2 separate regions of the Homo sapiens genome follow, and region 2 is linked to region 1. A link is a loop called in an ENCODE intact Hi-C map of the cell type or tissue named here. Cell type or tissue: GM12878. All regions are shown on one strand. Region 1 overlaps IL1RAPL1 (interleukin 1 receptor accessory protein like 1). Region 2 overlaps IL1RAPL1 (interleukin 1 receptor accessory protein like 1).

Region 1 (4,000 bases):
TACTAATCCACATTCAGTTTCCAGCAATTCATAAAAATTACGGTTTAAGGATTCTTACAAGTTTATGGATCCAGTGGCCTTTTTTTTTTTTTTATTCGAGGGAAACTAATTGCTGCTTTGACTCTGTATTTGCCTGTATCTCTGCATTTCAGTGTGGAAGTTTGCTTTGTGACCTCAATTTTCTGATGGATCCAAGAAAAGTCAATGATTTTTAGTTTCTTTGGCTTTTTCTTGTAAGCATGACTTCCTAGCTCTTTACATGTTGGAGCTCTTGGGTGGCCTTTTAAACTACTAACTAGTAGAATGGAATGCAGTAAAACCAACAAAAACGATGGAACAACAGAGCCTGGACCATTAATCGCGCCATCCAATCTAGAGTAGAAAAGACAATGTAAGTAAGGCAAGTGACCTTTTAGGTCCTAAAAGCAACTTTATCACCAGCCCCTGTAAACTTTTAGGAAAAAAAGATTCAAAATTATAATAAATAATATTCATACATATTTGAGTGAGATCAATGATCTGGCTTCTTAAATTCTTCATGGAATATCAATTTTGACATTTCTTTGGCTCATTTCCACAGTGGCTGAATCTGTTCTCAGTCAGAAAGGAAACTCGTATTTTCTTTTTTCAAACTTTGTAATTTTCCAACTTTCTAATGAAACATTGTAGGCCTTCATTAGAAAGATTACCTCAGACTAACTTACTGCTAGCCATGTCCTTCAACAGTGCACCTAAGATAATTTATTGAAGTATCTTCTCTCAGATGGCAAATGTTTCTTCATTCACTCTCTTAGCATTTTAAGTTCCACAGTAGGAGCTATGTAAGTCTCCTAAAGCCCACAATTTTTAGCCCTAAAGAGCATTAATGTCCCTCTAATATACAGTTGATCCATAATGGTGTGCCTTAAGCTTTCTTCAAAAATTGCCTCAAAAAAAAAATCAGTGATGTGAATCTGCACTTACTGTAATACTGTGGTAACTGGGAGTGGGCCATGTGTATACTCATGTACATAAACACACTACACATTCCTAGTTTAACTATTTGCTAACCCTGTCCATTGATTTTCACAGTATATTTTTTTCTCCTCTCAATAGTTTTTAAGGCTTCCTAAAATACAAATTGAAATAACCTTTTGCTGCAGATATTATGGAATCCAGGCAGGCCTGCAAGTCTGTGCAGAGTTTACTCTCTGGCAATAAGACTGAGAATCCCCTTTAACAGGCCCTGCCAGACCACCTGTTATATTTGAATAATTCACAAACAGCTTTTCCCATTAATTCATGCCAGGCCTCTAAATATAATCCAAAATAAGTCATGTTATAAGGCATTTGGATTAGAAATAAAGTCATTATAACCATATGCCTGCATTTATAAATGTACTTTTAGACAACATAGTACCATTCTAAATTTTCACCACAGGATCTGTTTGACCTACAGAGATATTTGGGTATCTCTAACTTAAGGAAAAAGGCCGTGAGGCAACCATTTTAAAATACTTACAGACAGTGAGTTTGAAGAACTTTGAACTTGTAGTCTCCTGATGCCTCACTGATACATCCATTTCAAGGCAGACAATTGCCTTCCTTAAGCCCAAAGTTAGAAAAAATGAACAGGACAGTTTTTCAGGTTTTGTCTCAATTCCTGTTCATGCACAGTGCAATTTTTGCCACACTATCCTCATCTCTTGAAGAGATGGCTAGCCATTTCTTCTGTGATGTCTCAAATGTGCTTCAAAGTTCATTGTAGCCCTTATAACACTGAAACCTACCTGTGTGCACATCTGTCTCTTTCAGTTCTTTAAATGGTATGAGAACATGTTAAGATTAGCTCTATAATGAGTCATTTCTGCATCCCTCAGATCCCTGGTATTGAACTTGACACGTAATTTGTATTTGGTGTGGTTATTCAGTGAGTAATTGACAAATTCAATGATCCATATTATGCATGTCACATTTTAGCTTCCCTTAAAGAAAAGTTTTTAGGAAAGGAAAAGAACACTGGGGAGGGGGGAAACAAAATTAACTTGGCCATGCTGAGAATTGCAGGAATGTGCACTATGCAAACAAGTTAAGTAAGCACAGTGTCTTCCTTACTTCCATCAGAGACCTTGCTTGGCTAAAAAGCAAGAGTGGAGCCCACTCTCTGTATTCATTTGCATAATTTGTTCACACTCTGCCTTAGCCACAGAAGTGGAAAGCCTTTCCTTTCCTGGTAGTCCCTAGGACATGTCATCTACCTCCCTCGTGAGTTGTAATATGGGGAGGACTGGAAGGCACAGCTTAGAGCCCCATGGTGTCCAGTCAGGGGAACATGGGGATAATGTGTCCATTCACTGACACTAGCGCTTTTCTCCAATATGGTTAACAGTCGAAATTTGATTAAAGCAAGTTAGGAAACTCCAGTAAGGCTAATTTTCTCTTGAACTATATATGGTGTCTGTTGGCAAGAAAACAAGAGTTACACATTTAAGTAGGTTAATATCAACTGAGAAACTCTTAAGAATCATAGTTTAAGATCAGGCCAGGCGTAGTGGCTCACGCCTGTAATCCCAGTACTTTGGGATGTTGAGGAGGATGGATTGCTCGAGGTCAGGAGTTGAGACCAGCCTAACCAACATAGTGAAACCCTGTCTCTACTAAAAATACAAAAATTAGCTGGGTGTGGTGTTGGGCACCTGTAATACCAATTACATGGGAGGCTGAGGCAGGAAAATCACTTGAACCCAGGAGGCGGAGGCTGCAGTGAGCTGAGATCGTGCCACTGCACTCCAGCCTGGGCAACAAAGCAAGACTCTGCCTCAAAAAAAAAAAAAAAAGAAAATCATAGTTTAAGATCAAAGTTGAATGTATATTGTGATGAGTCTACAGTGTGGGAACAACTTTTTGAAAAGTGTAATAGGTTTGAGAAAAATGGCTTAATTTAAAATATGTATTTTCTATTATATGTGCATGATTTTTATGAAGATATATTCTCAGAATTCTTTAAATTAGTGGTTCTCAATTCAGTCTATGTATCAGAATTGCTTGTGAAGCTTTCAATTAATACATATGGATACCTAAACCTAACCCTTGATTCTGATTCATTTAGTCTGGAGAAAGGTTGGACATTTTTTAGCAACTTTGTTTTTGATTTAGGATTGAATATCACTGCCCCAGGATTATGAAGAAATTCATCATCATCCTAAAAATATTATAGTACTTCAGCCCTTTATTATAGTCATTTTTCCATAAGTGGCAAATAATAAGAATCCAAAGAAACATGTTGTGTATGCGTGGGGCCATCTCGATACAGCTGATGACAATTAAGTTGTTGGCTGTCTGGTTTTAAAGATATTTGGAAAGACAATTCCTTTTATAAGAAAACCAAACAAATTCCAGCCAATGAATGGTCTTAGGCGGTCAAGAATTTTATTCTGGCTTACTGACATCCTCAAGATCTCAAGACACAGATTAGACTATGAGAAGACACAGTAAAATACTCCATCTTTATTCTTAGAGATTCTATTCTGAATCCCACTTTTTTCAGTTTTATTGAGATGTAGTGACAAAAAATTGTATGTATTTAAAGTGTACAACACGATGTTTCGATGTAAGCATACATTGTGAAGTGATTGCCATAATCAAGCCAATTAACATATTGATCATCTTACATAGTAGCCATATTTTGTGTGTGTGTGGTGAGAACACTTAAGATCTATTTTCTTAGCAAATTTCAGGTGCACAATACAGTATTATTAACTATAGTTACTAGCTGTACATTAAATTGAGATAACTTATTCATACTGCATCACTGAAACTTTGTACACTTTGATCAACATCTCCCCATTTTCCCTACTCTCAGCCACTGGTAACCTCCATTCTACTTTCTGCTCTTAGGAGTTTTAATTTTTAGATTCCAGATATAAGTGAGATTATGCAGTGTTTGTTTTTCTATGTTTGGCTTATTTTACTTAGCATAATGTCTTCCAGGTTAATCTGTGTTGTCACAAATGGCATGATA
Region 2 (4,000 bases), 77 kb before region 1:
TCCCATATTCTTAACTAATACAAAATATGGGCTCTCTACATGGTATAGATCAGCTGTACTTTCAGTAAATCTGTGACTTGATTTGAAAATGGAAAAAATAGGATTCATCTCCTAAGATGTTCTGTGAATATTATATAAGGCAGTGTTTGAAGCATGCTTGGCCTAGCGTCTGGCATAGCAGAAGTTTTCAAGATATTTTTACTATTAAGACTATTATTATTGCTGCTATTATTAACCATCTCCTCCAATAGTTGGCATAAGAGAGGTTATACAATTCAGAAGACAAGAATAGAGAAAGCGAATGCTATTTGTGTCATCAGCTATTTGTTGTGTTTACATTTCTGCCCCTCATCTCTATATCCTCGTAAGCACACTCCATCTTCCAAGTATTCCTAGGTTAGGTGGCATTTAATGGTATGTGTAGACCCTGAAGATTTGATTACATTGAAAACAGCAATAGCTAACACTTCTTTAGTGCATCTCTATGTCAGTCACTCTTTTAAGTACTTTATATATATTAACATAAAAACCCAAAGAGGTAAATGCACTATTATTATCCCCATTTTATAGAAGAGAAACTTGAGATACTGAGTAGTTATGAGAAGTTACGTGACCTGTCCAGGGTCAATAAGCTGGTAAGCAGAGCAGCTGGTAGGTGAACCCAGGCAGTCTGGCTACAAAGTTCCTATGCCATGTTGCTCAGTACATTTAAAACTTCTGTACCAAAAAAATCATAAACAAAATTTTAAAAACAGATGGCAGAGTAGGAAGTTGAATTTAATAGAAAAATATCTATGCAAAATACATAAAGACTTGCAGCAAACCAAAAGAACAAACCACAAGTAATTCACAGAAGAAATACAAATAGTTAAAAATAACCAAACAACCTCACTAGCCTTTAAAGATATGCAAATTAAAACAAGATAATTTTACCCTCACAAGCAAAAATAAAACAGAAAGAAAAGAGAGCAAAACAAAAAAGGAAAGTAAAAATAGGACTTTGTTAGTATTACCTACTCAATGTCTGCTTGGTATCTCCACAGGGATATGCAATAGTTATCATAAGTTTAACACACCCAGAATTGAGCATCTGATTCCCCTTCACACCTGCTCCTTTTACAGACTTCTCTATTTCAGAAAACGTCAGCTCCATTCAACTAGTTGCTTAGGCAAAAATATTTAGAGCCCTCTTTGACTCCTGTCTTCCTCACAACTCACGTGAACCCATGAGCAAATCCTCTCAGCTCCATTTTCAAAATTTATCCAAAATTCTGCCGTGTAGTTCAGCACCTCCACTCTTGCCTCTGTCATCCTGTGGCTGGATGGCTGTGTCCCCCTGTTACATCTCCCCCTGCTTCAGCCCTTGCCCTCCTATAGTCTTCCGTTCAACAGCCAATCGGCCAGTCGTTCCTTTATGTCTCAAGACAGATCATCACTAGTCCCTGGTCAGAACACCCCCAGGGTCTTTCCATCTCACTAAAAGTAAATATAGAGTCCTTATTACCGTGGTCTTGGAGACTCTGCAGACTTAACCCCATCCCCTTCTTTCAGCCCCAACTCCTGCCTCTCTCATCACATTTTCCAGCCCTCTTCTCCCAGGTCCTTCTCTCCACTGCGATGACTGCCTTGATCTTTCTTATAGTTGGTTTCTCATCTGCTTTTTCTCTCTGCCGGGAGTGTTCTTTCTCTTAGAGCTCCATGCAGTTCACATCACTGCCTCCCCGTCTCAGGTCACCGCCTGAGTAGAGCTCCCCCTACTGACTGTTCCTGAAGATAGCATCCTGTCCTCACACCCTTCACTGTCCGCCATTCCCTGCATTATTTTGCTTCATCCTACTTAATATTTTATATATTAAATTGTTAATTTGTTTATTCTCTTCTTACCCCTTAAACTCCTTCATTGACTATAATATCTGAAAGCAGAAGTTTTTTTTTTTCTTTTTCTCTGTCTCTCACTAATGCATTCCTAGCATTAGCCCTTAGCATGTAGTATCTTTTAAATGAACAAAAGAATATTCAGCATCAGCTGGGCTCTGTGGCTCACGTCTGTAATCCCAGCACTTGGAGAGGCCAAGGTGGGACAATCACTTGAGCCCAGGAGTTTGAGACTAGCCTAGGCAACATAGGGAGACCATGTCTCTACGAAATACAAATAAAAATAATTAGCAGGTGTGGTGGCACGTGCCTTGTGGTCCCAGCTACTCGGGAGGCTGAAGTGGGAGGATCGCTTGAGCCTGGGAGGCAGAGGTAGCAGTGAGTCATGGTTGCGTCACTGCACTCCAGCCTGGGTGACAGAGCGAGACCCTGTCTCAAAAAAAAAAAAAAAAATTAGCATTGTAAGTGTTGCAAAATGTATAGGAAAGTAAATTTTCACAACTTTCTTGGAGGATTATTTGACACTACCTATAGCAATTTATTTATTTATTTTTAAGTTTCAATAGTTTGAGAGGTACAGGTTTTTTTTGGTTACAAGGATTAGTTCCATAGTGGTGAATTCTGAAATTTTAGTGCACCCATCACCTGCGCAGTGTACGCTATAATGTAGTCTTTTATCCCTCACCCGCCTCCCAACGTTCCCCCCCAGTCCCCAGAGTCCATTATATCACTCTGTGTGTCTTTGCATCCTCATAGCTTAGCTCCCACCTATAAGTGAGAACATATGGTATTTGGTTTTCCATTCCTGAGTTACATCACTTAGAATAATGGCCTCCAGCTCCATCCAAGTTGCTGCAAAAGACACTATTTCATTCCTTTTTATGGCTAAGTAGTATTCCATGGTGTATATATACCGCATTTTCTTTATTCACTCGCTGGCCCATGGGCACTTAAGTTGGTTCTATATCTTTGCAATTGCGAATTGTGCTGCTATAAACATGCACATGCATGTGTCTTTTTCATATAATGACTTTTTTTTTTCCTTTGGGTAGACACTTTTACCCCTCTCTTGTTTGGCTTCAAGCCAACAACTTCACAGAAATCAATCTTTCTTTGTCCTCGTATGTTCCCTCAATCCCTAACAAATGTTCGATGACCACTTCTTGTCCAAATTCAATGGCTTTATTGCTGTTCTATATATTTCTGACCATAAAACTCCATTTAGTACTGTCAATATCAATATTTACTTTTGGGGGCAATAAATTAGACAGTTTATTAATTGAAGCATGATATATGTATACACACACATATACATATATATATATATATATATATATATGCATACCTTTGAATGGATCTATTTATGTACAAACTACCAATGGAATTTGGACTCACAACATCGGTTATAACCAAAAGAATGTGCCATCTTGGCCTGATCTACCCCTCCTCTTTTGATATCCTTCTATGCCTATTCTTATTAAAAAGAATAAAATTGTTTTAAAAGAAAGACAATTCCACTCATTATATCACTTAATGTAATCCTTGTGTTGGCACTTTTGCCTTTCATTGATATAGTTTCAACCATAATAATATATGTAATGAAAGTTTCAAACTTTTCAGAACTGCCTATTTTTGGCGGGGAGAGGTAATGTGTACTAAAGGTAATCCATATTTTATGTAAAAAGTAAACACAAAGAAGTAAAAATCAGTTGCAATCTCATCATCTCTACACATCTCTTATTAGTTTGATGTTTATTATCTCCTTTTTTCCATTTTTTCATCTAATGGAGTCTGTTTTACAAGCTGATTTTTTATATAGTACATAATAGTTAATGTTATTAACATAATAGTTTGCTATTATGTATACTTTCATGCTATCATTTTATGGCTGAATGAAAATGCCATTTTTAACCTTGAAAAAAATCTTTTACTTGTTCTAGCAGCTTTCTTAGTTATGTTTTCTTTATTGCAAAAGTAAATATTAATAGCATCCATCCTTAATACAAATTATACTTGGTGACTCAGTCAATTTAATATATAATCCAATTTTAAATTTTGTTGTTGTTGAATTATTAGATGTTTAATGATAAATAACAAACTAAAATATTCTAAAATCAGCCAATAA

What was found. Hi-C counts contacts between places; a loop is a spot of excess contacts. Peaks named below come from ENCODE experiments on the same cell type or tissue, not always from the same donor. Only the 100,000 strongest peaks of a DNase experiment are listed, where the experiment ranks them.
Region 2: a loop joins it to region 1, with 3 times the contacts of the local background. A loop is called at or near these places in 1 of 110 quality-filtered maps.

Annotation. Positions count from the first base shown.
Region 1 is chrX:29,553,848-29,557,847 of GRCh38, forward strand. All of the region lies in intron 5 of IL1RAPL1 (interleukin 1 receptor accessory protein like 1), which reads left to right. Among named protein-coding and RNA genes, the nearest start is that of MIR4666B, 18 kb to the right of the region's middle. In GM12878, no CTCF peak of the experiment used is centred here; a DNase peak (open chromatin) is centred at 1,854; H3K4me3 peaks cover 2,241 bases; H3K27ac peaks cover 3,528 bases.
Region 2 is chrX:29,477,104-29,481,103 of GRCh38, forward strand. All of the region lies in intron 5 of IL1RAPL1 (interleukin 1 receptor accessory protein like 1), which reads left to right. Among named protein-coding and RNA genes, the nearest start is that of MIR4666B, 95 kb to the right of the region's middle. RefSeq lists a silencer at 1,686-1,845. In GM12878, a CTCF peak has its summit at 1,757 (motif pointing left); DNase peaks (open chromatin) are centred at 1,180, 1,310 and 1,738; H3K4me3 peaks cover 1,445 bases; H3K27ac peaks cover 1,321 bases.